Regions from separate parts of the Homo sapiens genome. Here region 2 is linked to region 1. A link is a contact called in ENCODE Hi-C data. All regions are on one chromosome and are shown on one strand. Each heading gives the region's core, a stretch centred on a gene start or an enhancer-like site at or near the end of the contact. The rest is flanking DNA. Distances are from core to core; before and after follow the strand shown. Region 1 overlaps STRIP2 (striatin interacting protein 2). Region 2 overlaps UBE2H-DT (UBE2H divergent transcript).

Region 1 (5,466 bases), core at 993-3,492:
CGCCGGCAACTACTTTGCCATAGGGCTTTGTCAGTGGGAGGTGGGTGGATAGGTGGATGAGCCAGCCAAGAATGTTCATCCTAATGGAGCAGTACAGAACTGGCAACCCTGGGAAAATCCAATAGAGTGAATCAAGATGATGAACAACATTACAGGTAGTTTGACACTGCCCTCTCCCAAGCTGACCCTTCTCCTCTCCTACCCTGGTCCCCCAGGTTATCTTGGACAAAGGTAAACATTTCTGGCCAAATAAATTGTTGCCTTTTACTTGTATAGAAGTTTTGACTTTTAAAATGTAGAGACAGGTTCATTATAGCAGTGTGAACTTGTCGTCGTCAAAGCCACTGCTTTGCCAACATCCTTTATCCATTTCCAGCTGCACTAGTTCAGATAGGTTGGTGTTCAAAACCTCATGGAACATCAGAACCAGAAGGGGCATTAGAGATTAGCTAGTCCAGATTCTGTATTGTGTCAGTGAAGAAGGGAGAAGAGGAAAGAGACAGCTGTCATTTATTTTGTAACTATGTCCTTGTCATAATGCAATGCCTTATTTCCCCTCCTAACTCATGCCTGCTTCCCTGGGCTCACTACAGAGCTGTAGCTTGCAGTCCCCCACTGTCAGCTATTACCATTCTTGAGTTACTAGATTAGCCTTTCTATAGGAAACTGCCCCTGTCTCAAGCTTCCTTTAGGAGTGGCTTCTGTAATCATTCCCCAGAGCTCCCAGCTTTCAGAAAGATCTGGTGAGAGACACAGGAGGATCATTTCATCCTCCCATCCTCAGATTGTTATCCAGTGGGATGGGTTTGGGCAGTGTCTGTGGGAGCAGTTATATTCACACATACAGTTAAATGCAGAAACACAAATGCACTCAAGTTTACATGTTCCTTTAAAGAAGCAAGGAGTGCTAAGAAAAGAGGCTCTCTTTCTGCTTTCTTTTGCATCTACCAGATGGGTGCCAGCCTCAAAGAACTCATTGGTTCCTCTCATGACAGGAAAGGAGACTGGAGCTAGAGTTGCCTGGCACCAGAGCCCTCATTTCAGCTGAGGTCACTAAGCAATTTGGGAAATGGATAGGGGCTGCTGGAGAGAAATAACTCCTGCCCTTTCCAGATACAGCCAATTCCTGCTGTTGCCATTTACCTAAAGCCTGTCCTTATCTCTGCATCTTACAGCATCTCAGTCCTGGATTATCCTTGCTGTACCATCCAGGATTTGCCGGAGCTTACTACTGAAAGTCTGGTAAGCAGATGGGGATTTGGTAGCCTTTGAAATTGCTAGGTAGCACAGGTTGGCATTTGCTCTTTCATTTCTTCTCCAACCCCTTAATGCCCTGGTTTGAGAGTCTCAGATCAATGAAGGTATATTGGCAAGAGCAGAGATGCAGCAGGGGTTTAGAGTTGCTGACCCAGTTGAGAAAGATTTGGAAAAGTTTAGCGTAGCATTTTTCAGAGAAGAGGAAACAGCCAGTGAAAAACACTAAGGAGGAAAAGGAATTTAGAAACATAATGGGACCGAAATTGAGCGTGAATATCTATGCTAAATGCAGGACAATCTCTTCTGGTCTAGCACAAATAATTATCTGTCTTCTTTCTGCTGTGCTACAGGGAGTTCACTTCTTATTTTCATATAGGTAATAAAACCTAGCAAGCAATGTGTACTTGAGAAAATACTTTGTCTAAGTCTCTCGGAGGCAAAAGTCTATATAGCCACAAAAGGATAGCCCAGAAAGTTTCTCATCTTGAAAACAGCTCTAGGCAAATCAGAAAAGTCACTCACGGTTATTCTTAATTCCATGAAACTGACTGAACAACAGCCATACTGAAGATGAGGTATCTACCTCATCATGTATTGCCATAGCTCCTTAGATAAGCCACAATCCATACCTCCAGCCTGTTGCATTGTAATTATGCATTTGTGTCTGTTTCTTAATTTGACTGTAGAATCCTTGAATGAAGAGGTAGTATAATCATTTTTATATCCTTAGAGTCTAGCACTTTGTCTGGTACATTGAAGAGCTCAATAAATGTCAAATGATTGAATCATGGCATGCACCAATGGTTACTACAACCCTTTGTCCTCCAATTGTAATTCCTGCAAAATGTTGAGTCAGAAAAGTATATTATGCAAAAATAGAATGACAATCTCTGTGGTACAGGTTTTATAGAACCATGGGATTCTTGGCTGGAGGGGACTTAAGAGCCATTTGATCCAACCCCCTTATTTCAAAGATGAGAAACCTGAAGGCCCAGTGAATGAAGTGACTTGTCATGGTTTACTCCTCATAGGTGACAGAGCCTGAATCAGACATGAGTCAAAAGACCCATGTCCTGAGACACCAACCTAGCACCCTTTTTTACCACTGGGATAGAGAGATTCCCTGGTCTTATTTAGATGTGGCCTCAGCAGCCAAAGAAGTTGGAAGCTTTTTATTCCTACAGAGAAGTAATAAATTGTCTAACCCTCTCTATGTTATTTATGATGCTATTCAGTCTTTTTTCAAGTTTTTTATTAAAAAAAATTTTTTTTACCCACACTACAGAGATGTAGCTATTAAATCGTTAAAACAACTCTATGAGGTTAGTATTACTATTTTATAGATGGAGAAGTTAAATAGCTACCAGTTGAAAGTGGAAGTCAGGGTAGAGAGACATGTATCCCCTGCCATTCAGAGTTGGAATGAAGAATACATTTTCCACAGAAACAGTGGTACACAGTAGCATTAAAATTCTGCTATTAGTAGGGCATTTCAGAAGATAAAGTCAACTTTTATGGCCTGAATTTATTTCTTCCTATAATGTGTTTTTTATTTTCAGTTCCAACCCCATTGGTTCATATATAGGAATTGATAGGAACCACACTTTCACATCTCTCCCAATTGACCTTTGGGATATGTGCATAAAATTACTGAAATGAAGTGAACATAATAATTTATTATGTTTTCTAAGAAGATTTTAATATTATTCAGAGTGAAAGCATGTATTTATTCTTCCTGAAAAATAGTCATGCTAAGTATTTTACTACTTTGTGTGAAGCAATAGTGGCACCTGGTGGTTTCATTTAGTAACCACAGACTTTTTGTTTTGCTTGAATTTTGAATGAGCCCAGTCATGGGCTGCAATAACTAGTGAGTCTATTCCACATAGGTCCTCAGTATGGTTTATCTAAACTGGTGACTTCTGTGCTCAGAAAAACACTAATGTTCATATGAGTAAGATATATCTGTTTTTTTCAGGCTTAACAAATTGCAAGCACAGAAAATGTACTGGCTATTTGAATATATAGAATTTTCTTTTCTTTTCCTTTTTTTTTTTTTTTTTTTTTTTTTTTTGAGACAGAGTCTTGTGCTGTCACCCAGGCTGGAATGCAGTGGTGTGATCTCAGCTCACTGAAACCTCTGCCTCGTGAGTCCAAGTGATTTTCCTGCCTCAGCCTTCTGAGTAGCGGGGACTACAGGCACGTGCCACCATGCCCAGCTAATTTTTGTATTTTTAGTAGAGACAGGCTTTCATCATGTTGGCCAGGCTGGTCTCGAACTCCTGGTCTCAGATGATCCACCTGCCTCAGCCTCCCAAAGTGCTGGGATTATAGGCATGAGCCACAACGAATGGCTATAGGATTTTCTTTAAGTAACTTTTGAAGTTTTTTTCCTGATATTAAAATAAATATACGTATTGCAGAAAACTGGAGAAACAGAAAAGTATGAGGAAGAAAAATACTCTTATGCCACCTACATATAGCCACTGTTAATATTTTGCTGCAATTATATATATATTCACTCATATATAAACACATTAACAAAACTAAGACTTTATACATAGATATTTCATTTGACAGCAAAATTTAAATGTTCACAATATCATTTTATTAAACATTCTAGAGGACAATTTTTTTCTTTCTTTTTTGAAGACAGGGTCTTGCTTTGTCACCCAGGCTGGAGTGCAGTGCACTCGGCCTGAAGCACGGCCCATCGCAGCCTCAAGCTCCTGGGCTGAAGTGATCCTCCCACCTTCCCAAGTAGCTGGGTGTAGGTGGGACCACAGACATGCTACCATGCCAGGCTAATTTTTGTATTTTTTGTAGAGACGGGGTCTTTGTGTTGCCCAAGCTGATCTTGAACTCCTGGGCTCAAGCAATCTGCCCTCCTTGGCCTCCCAAATTGCTGGGATTACAGGTGTCAGCCACCATGCCCAGCTGAGGACATAATTTTAATTTCTTTAAATTTTTTATTTATTTTTTATTTTTATTTATTTATTTTTTTTGAGATGGAGTCTCGCTCTGTCGGCCAGGCTGGAGTGCAGTGGCGCCATCTTGGCTCACTGCAACCTCTGCCTCCCGGGTTCAAGCGATTCTTCTGCCTCAGCCTTCCGAGTAGCTGGGATTACAGGCACATGCCACCACGCCTGGCTAATTTTTTGTATTTTTAGTAGAGACAGTGTTGTACTGTGTTAGCCAGGATGGTCTCAATTTCCTGACCTGGTGATCCGCCCACCTCAGCCTCCCAAAGTGTTGGGATTACAGGCGTGAGCCACTGCACGCAGCCCAGGACATAATTTTTAATAGTTACACATAATATTCCACTATTTAGTTTCAAAAAGGATTCTGTGCTGTTGACATTTATTTATGTTTTCCTTGTGTAACTCCAAAACAAACATCCTTGCATGCAAATCTTTTATTTTTTTTTTTTGAGACAGGGTCTCGAAGTTGCTCAGGCTTGAGTGCAGTGGTGTGATCACAGCTCACTGCAGTCTTGACCTCCCAGGGTCAAATGATCCTTCCACCTCAGCCACCCAAGTAGCTAGGACTACAGGCACATGCCACTATGCTTGGCTAATTTTTAAATTAAAAAAAAATTTTTTTAGAGATAAAATCTCCCTAGAGACAGAATCTCCCTATTTTGTCCAGACTGGTCTCAAATTCTTGGGCTTAGTGATCCTCCTGCCTTGGCCTCTCAAAGTGCTGGGATTACAGGTGTGAGCCACAATGCCCAGCTGCACATGAATCTTTGATTATTTCCTTTAGATTCCTAGAAGTGGAATTATTGGGCTGAAGTAGTCTTTTTTTTTGAGACAGTCGCCCAGACTGGAGTGCAGTGGCGCAATCTCTGCTCACTGCAGCCTCCACCTCCCAGGTTCAAGCGATTCTCCTGCCTCAACCTCCCAAGTAGCTGGGATTACAGGTGTGTGCCATTACTGCCCAGCTAATTTTTGTACTTTTTAGTGGAAGCAGAGTTTCACCATGTTGGCCAGGCTGGTCTTGAACTCCTGACCACAAATGATCCACCTGCCTCAGCCTCCCAAAGTGCTGGGATTATAGGCCTGAGCCACCGCTGGGCTGAGGTAGTCTTGATTTATATTTTTTCAGTTTTCTGAATTTGAACTGAATTCATTTCAACTTTATATGAAACTCTAAACAGCATGATGAACATGAAATAAAGGTGAGCTAATGGCATATTAATTTCTGAAG
Region 2 (5,466 bases), core at 1,453-3,952, 540 kb after region 1:
GCATCAGGCTTCTTTCTCAAAGCCTTGTCTCCGTTGCCTCAGATGCGGTGACCTGTCCTGCACAGTCTGCAGGCTCTGCTGCTCACTTCCAGCTCAGAGATGGGGCACAGCCGGAGCCTAAACCTCCTGCTCCTCGGGTGGCAGGCCAGGCGGGCCACAGGACTGCAGAAGGCAAGATGGCAGCAGCTGAGAGAAAGGACTTCCTCTGCCTGTCACCACCCGATGGCCCTCTTGCTTCCAACCCACAGCCTAGGTGCCTGGCAGCCTGATTCTCAGGGCATTCTTCTGTGGTCCTTGGCTCTCCATGCTGCCTCTGTCTTCTGCTCTTACCCTGTTCTTGACTCAGGTGCCAGCCACCTTTCCCACCTGGAGGAGCACCCCCCCATGCCCAAACCAAGTTATACCTCATGTGGGGGGTGTGAGAGAGAGTTTCAAACTTCTTCCAAAGGTTCTTTGACATGTTCTGAACGTCTTAATGTTGTTCTGAACATTAGATACTTGTTAATACCCCACTGGACAGATAAAGAGACTGAACGCCAGGTGCGGTGGCTCATGCCTGTAATCCCAGCACTTTGGGAGGGTGAGGTGGGCGGATCGTTGAGCACAGGAGTTTGAGACCAGCCTGGGCAACATGGTGAGACCTTGTCTCTACAAAAAAAAAAAAACAAAAACAAAGATAAAGGGACTGAAATGGAAACTGACTTGCCCAAGGTCAGTTACCAGGGTGGGGCACCCAGATAGCCAGGCTCCCTATTCCAGCTCGGGCCTCCCCAACGCCAGGTCACCACCTCGTGCTGAGCACTGAGCACACATAGCTTGCATATCCCAAGTCCCCTAGGACAGTCTTCTTTTTTTTTTTTTTTGAGACAGAATCTCACTCTTGCTTAGGCTGGAGTGCAGTGGTACGATTTCGCCTCACTGCAATCTCCGCCTCCCAGGTTCAGGCGATTCTCCTGCCTCAGCCTCCTAAGCAGCTGGGATTACAGGTGCATGCCACCATGCCTGGCTAATTTTTGTATTTTTAGTAGAGATGGGGTTTCACTCTGTTGGCCAGGCTGGTCTCGAACTCCTGACCTCAAGTGATCTACTTGCCTTGGCCTCCCAGGATTACAGGTGTGAGCCACCACGCCCGGTCAGTACTGTTTTATGATGGCTCTTTAGTACTCCTTGGAGGAACAGAGCCACCTTCTTAGGCCTGTGGGATCACTACCTTAAAACACTGCTTCCTGTGCCTCCTGTCCCCACCCATGGGCGTCCCCTTCTGGCCTTCTTGGGTGCCCTTGCCAACTATGCCACAAATGGTCCCTCCAGTAGAAAGCCCCTCAAGGGCCAGAAGGGGCAGGGGACTTTCATTCTCATTTTTTACACCTTTTAAAAAAGTATTTTCTTTTTTTTTTTTTTTTTTTTTGAGACAGAGTCTCGCCTTGTCGCCCGGGTTGGAGTGCAGTGGCACAATCTCGGCTCACTACAACCTCTGCCTCCCAGGTTCAAGCGATTCTTCTGCCTCAGCCTCCCAAGTAGCTGGGATTACAGGCACACGCCACCATGCCCAGCTAATTTTTGTATTTTTAGTAGAAACAGGGTTTCACTATGTTGGCCAGGCTGGTCTCAAACTCTTGACCTCATGTGGCCCACCCACCCTGGCCTCCCAGAGTGCTAGGATTACAGACGTGAGCCACTGCTCCCGGCCTGAAAAAGTATTTTCTAATTTTATTAGTATTTTAAAACTTGGTACTGTGAAACATAGCACCTATTTTGTTCCTCATTTCACTTTGGAAAACCCCCAGGTTGAGTTAGTGGGAGTTGAGCCCAGTCACTGTTGACCGGCTGCATGGGCCTGGGCAGTGCTGAGACTTGGCAAGAGAGCCCAGGGCCCCCTGAGGACCAGTGGGGCACAGAGAGTGGCTACGGGTGTAGCATGGGATGGAGGAGAGGGAGAAGCTGCTGCCCGGTCCATCTCTGATTCGTGGAGCTGATTTTCCAAACACTCTAAGGCCTCGGTTCACATTCTGTTTCCCACAGAGGAGGCTCTGCGTCTCTGAACTGTTGTCAGGCCCCACCAGGCTCTTCACTGTTTGGAGCCAGATCTACGGAGCCAAACTGCCTTGACCTGCTTTCTGAGGAGGGGACAGGCAGCAAGTGCCGGACCTAGCCAGATTCAGCCCGCAGAAGGTGTTCCAGACTCCAAGCAGCCTGCTGGCCTAGCTCCAGGCCCAGGTGGCTGCAGACTCCACAATGGGTGACTCAGGTAAGCTGTGCTGGACAAACAAGCCAGTGTTCTCAGCCCAGCAGGGTGATGCCTGTCATAAGCTTTCCTGTCGTCATTGTACCGCCATTTCCTGAGGGTGGCCTTGCCAGGCCCGGAGCCAGGGTCCATGGAGACTGGTAGGAATGTGGTTATCTTGGTTTATGTCTTGTTGCCAAGGTGCTTCCCAATGCTTCTAAAGCTGGGCTTGGCGCTGATCCACCAGCACCTGTGCTGTCTGATGGTGGCATGGAGGCCGCTGGGCTGAAAGAGGCCTACTGAGACCACAGACAGTCTGGTGAGGAGATACTGGTATGTGTCTTTCTCATGATCCTAACACCTATAGTTTTGGTGCTCCCTTCCTTCAGGAGTCCCAAAAGACCAGGCAAGCTGGAGACACTTGGCCAGAGAGGCAACTGGGCTTAAACAGCCAGCTTAAACAAACAGCTACTATTTCCTGAGCACTTCTCATGTGCCAGGCACTGCTCTAAGCACTTCACATATGCCAATGAATTCTCAAAACATTCCTGTGACACAGCTACTAGTATTATCCCTAATTTACAGATGAGGAAGCTGAGGCTGAGTCATAGGTTCAGAAACACACAGCTGGTGACCAGTGAATCCAGGATCTGTACCCAGGCTATGGAACCTAGAGCCTGCTAGATCCACCTGCCAAGCTACCTGACCTAGAGCTGGTGTTTTTTTTTTTGTCCCCCTTTATTTTTCTTTTTTATAAACAAGGTGTCTTGCTCTGCCACCCAGACTGGAGTTCAGTGGTGCAATTATAGCTCACTGCAGTCTCGAACTCCTGGGCTCAAGCGATCCTCCCACTTCAGCCTCCCTAGTATAATGGGACTATAGGCACGTGCCACCACTTCTGGCTAGTGAGCTGGTGCTCCTAACTCTCACAGGGTACTGCCTCTCTTCTGCTCTGTCATGATGACTGTAGTGCAAGAAGGGGACTCAGCAAGAAGCCTCAGGATTCTAGGCGTGGCTCAGCCACAACCTGCTGTGTGATCTTGGCCTTCACTCCCCACTCTGGCCTTCAGACTCCTCAGGGATTAGACCAAGTAGTCTACAACTCTGCTTCCAGTTCTGTGGCTCTGACTCACGTGGAAACAGCAGTGGGGAAAGGCCCTATCCCTTAGCCCCACCGGAAGTGTCTACTGCTGATTACCAAGAACAGCCTCACGGGCTTTTGAGAAGGGCAGGGAGGATCAACTCCTGACCTGGTGACACTGATGGAGCAAAGCTGCTTCCCCACTCCACACCTCAGTTTCCCCACTCCTTCCAGTGGAGATAATGACCTCTGTGTGCTCAGTGCTACTGTGAGTCAGGGTTAATTAGCATTAGTCATAGACTTGGGAATCCTCACAAGAAAAGGGTCATCTGGTGGGTCTGGGCTGTGCCCTGGCTGTGATGAGACACCACTCATGCCCCTGTGAGTGTGTCATCATGCTTCATTAGTGGCTTGCCTAACTTTGCAGGTCGGCCCTGGGGTGGCCCAGCCCTGAGTGCGGGTGCTGAGATCAGCCAAAGGATGACACCTGGGGAGGGCTGCATGTGTCCCAGGGTGGCTGCCAATGGCTCACAGTCCCCTGGATTTCCCTTTCGGTTGACTTCCCATTCAATCGGGTTCTTATCATTGCTACTCGAGCCACTATTCCTGGATGCAAGGCCCCAACTCTGACCTTAAATTTAGAGGTTTTTTTTTCCTTCTCTGTCTCCTCAATAAATACCCATTCTCATTTCTGTCTCTCTGCTGACTGTTTCAATGCTTTCAGTTTCTTTCTGTTTCCATCACCGCACTTGGTAGAGCTTAAGTGGGGTTAGGGGAAAGACCCTGTAACAAAATAAGGACAAAGTAAGAATGATGATGTCTTGTGTTGGCAAGTCCAGCTAGGTAAGCCAGAAGTGGAACATGGGGGACATCTAGTGGCCGTAGTGGGTACTGCTAGCATTCTTGCCTGGCACCGAGGTCACATTCTTGAACTTTTTTTTTTTTTTTTTTTTTTTTTTTTTCTGAGACAGGGTCTTGCGCTATCTCCCAGGCTGGAGGGCAGTGGTGTGATCACAGCTCACGGCAGCCTTGACTTCCCAGGCTTAAGGGATCCTCGCACCTCAGCCTCCTGAGGAGCTGGGACTACAGGTGCACGCCACCACACCTGGCTTTTTTTTTTTTTTTTTTTTTTGGTAGAGACGGGGTTTCCCTATGTTGTCTACTCTGGTCTTGAACTCCTGGGCTCAAACAATCTGCCTGCCTTGGCCTCCCAAAGTGCTGGGATTACAGGCATAAGCCATCACGCCTGGCCTCATACCTGAACTTGATTCTCAAGTTGGCTACAGTGACTTGCCCCAGCTCTTGGAGACTTGGGAGATGGCACGATCCTTAGGAGGGGAGATTTTCTTATCACTTAATAGCTGATAAATTGCATTTCCCTTGACATCTGGTTTCTCTGGATCTACAGAAGAAAGGTCTCAGGCTGGGCACGGTGGCTCACGCCTGTAATCCCAGCACTTTGGGAGGCTGAGGCGGGTGGATCCTTGAAGTCAGGAGTTCAAGACCAGCCTGGCCAACATGGTGAAACCCCATCTCTACTAAAAACACAAAAATTAGCTGGGCGGTAGTGGCATATGCCTGTAATCCCAGCTACTCAGGAGGCTGAGGGAGGAGAATTGCTTGAGCCTGGGAGGTGGAGGTTGCAGTGAGCCGAGATCCCACCACTGCACTCCAGCCTGGGCGACAGAGACCCTCCCTGTCTCAAAAATAAAAAAAGGAAAAAAAATCAGTCCAGCATGGTGGTGGGCACCTGTAGTTCCAGCTACTACGGAGGCTGAGGCAGAATCACTTGAACCCAGGAGGCAGAGGTTGCAGTGAGCTGAGATTGCAGTATTGCACTCCAGCCTGGGCAACAGAGCAAGATTGTCTCAAAACAAAAACAAAAACAAACAACCCAAGTAACAATGGAATTAAACATCGTCATGCATGTATAACTATGTCCTTGGTTAAAGGCAGGCAGTGGGGTCTGCCTTGGAGGCTGATGGGCTGAGTTTGAATCCCGGCCCTCACTTACTGGGCTGTGTGACCCTGAACAAAGTAATTAACTTATGCTTTTGTTTCCTCATTTGTAAAAATGGAACAGTAATTATACCTTCCTCATAGGACTGCTATGAGGCTTAAATAAGATAAAATGCTTAGACCAGTGCTTGGCAAACAATCT

The links. A loop is a pair of places that touch in the nucleus more often than their neighbours do. Pooled maps may share reads with other maps.
Region 2: a loop to region 1 is called in a map of PC-9, with 9 times the contacts of the local background. The contact joins two enhancer-like sites. A Hi-C loop is called at or near these places in 10 of 168 maps with a recorded cell type or tissue (CD4-positive, alpha-beta memory T cell, CD8-positive, alpha-beta T cell, HCT116 and 6 more), 14 of 37 single-sample maps with no recorded cell type and 20 of 50 pooled maps.

The regions. Positions count from the first base shown.
Region 1 is chr7:129,469,474-129,474,939 of GRCh38, forward strand. It overlaps STRIP2 (striatin interacting protein 2), which reads left to right. Exons shown (of 21, transcript NM_020704.3): 18 at 1,176-1,242. Among named protein-coding and RNA genes, the nearest start is that of SMKR1, 30 kb to the right of the region's middle. RefSeq lists an enhancer at 366-905. Within about 2 kb of position 2,243, at least 2 of the 41 ENCODE cell types and tissues checked have a DNase peak (open chromatin) inside an H3K27ac peak, as active enhancers do; they include PC-9, where a contact is called at or near this core.
Region 2 is chr7:130,006,854-130,012,319 of GRCh38, forward strand. It overlaps UBE2H-DT (UBE2H divergent transcript), which reads left to right. Exons shown (of 4, transcript XR_007060520.1): 3 at 2,023-2,248. Among named protein-coding and RNA genes, the nearest start is that of ZC3HC1, 42 kb to the right of the region's middle. RefSeq lists enhancers at 1-145, 1,751-1,830, 1,931-2,000, 2,088-2,587, 2,384-3,583 and 1 more. Within about 2 kb of position 2,703, at least 22 of the 41 ENCODE cell types and tissues checked have a DNase peak (open chromatin) inside an H3K27ac peak, as active enhancers do; they include PC-9, where a contact is called at or near this core.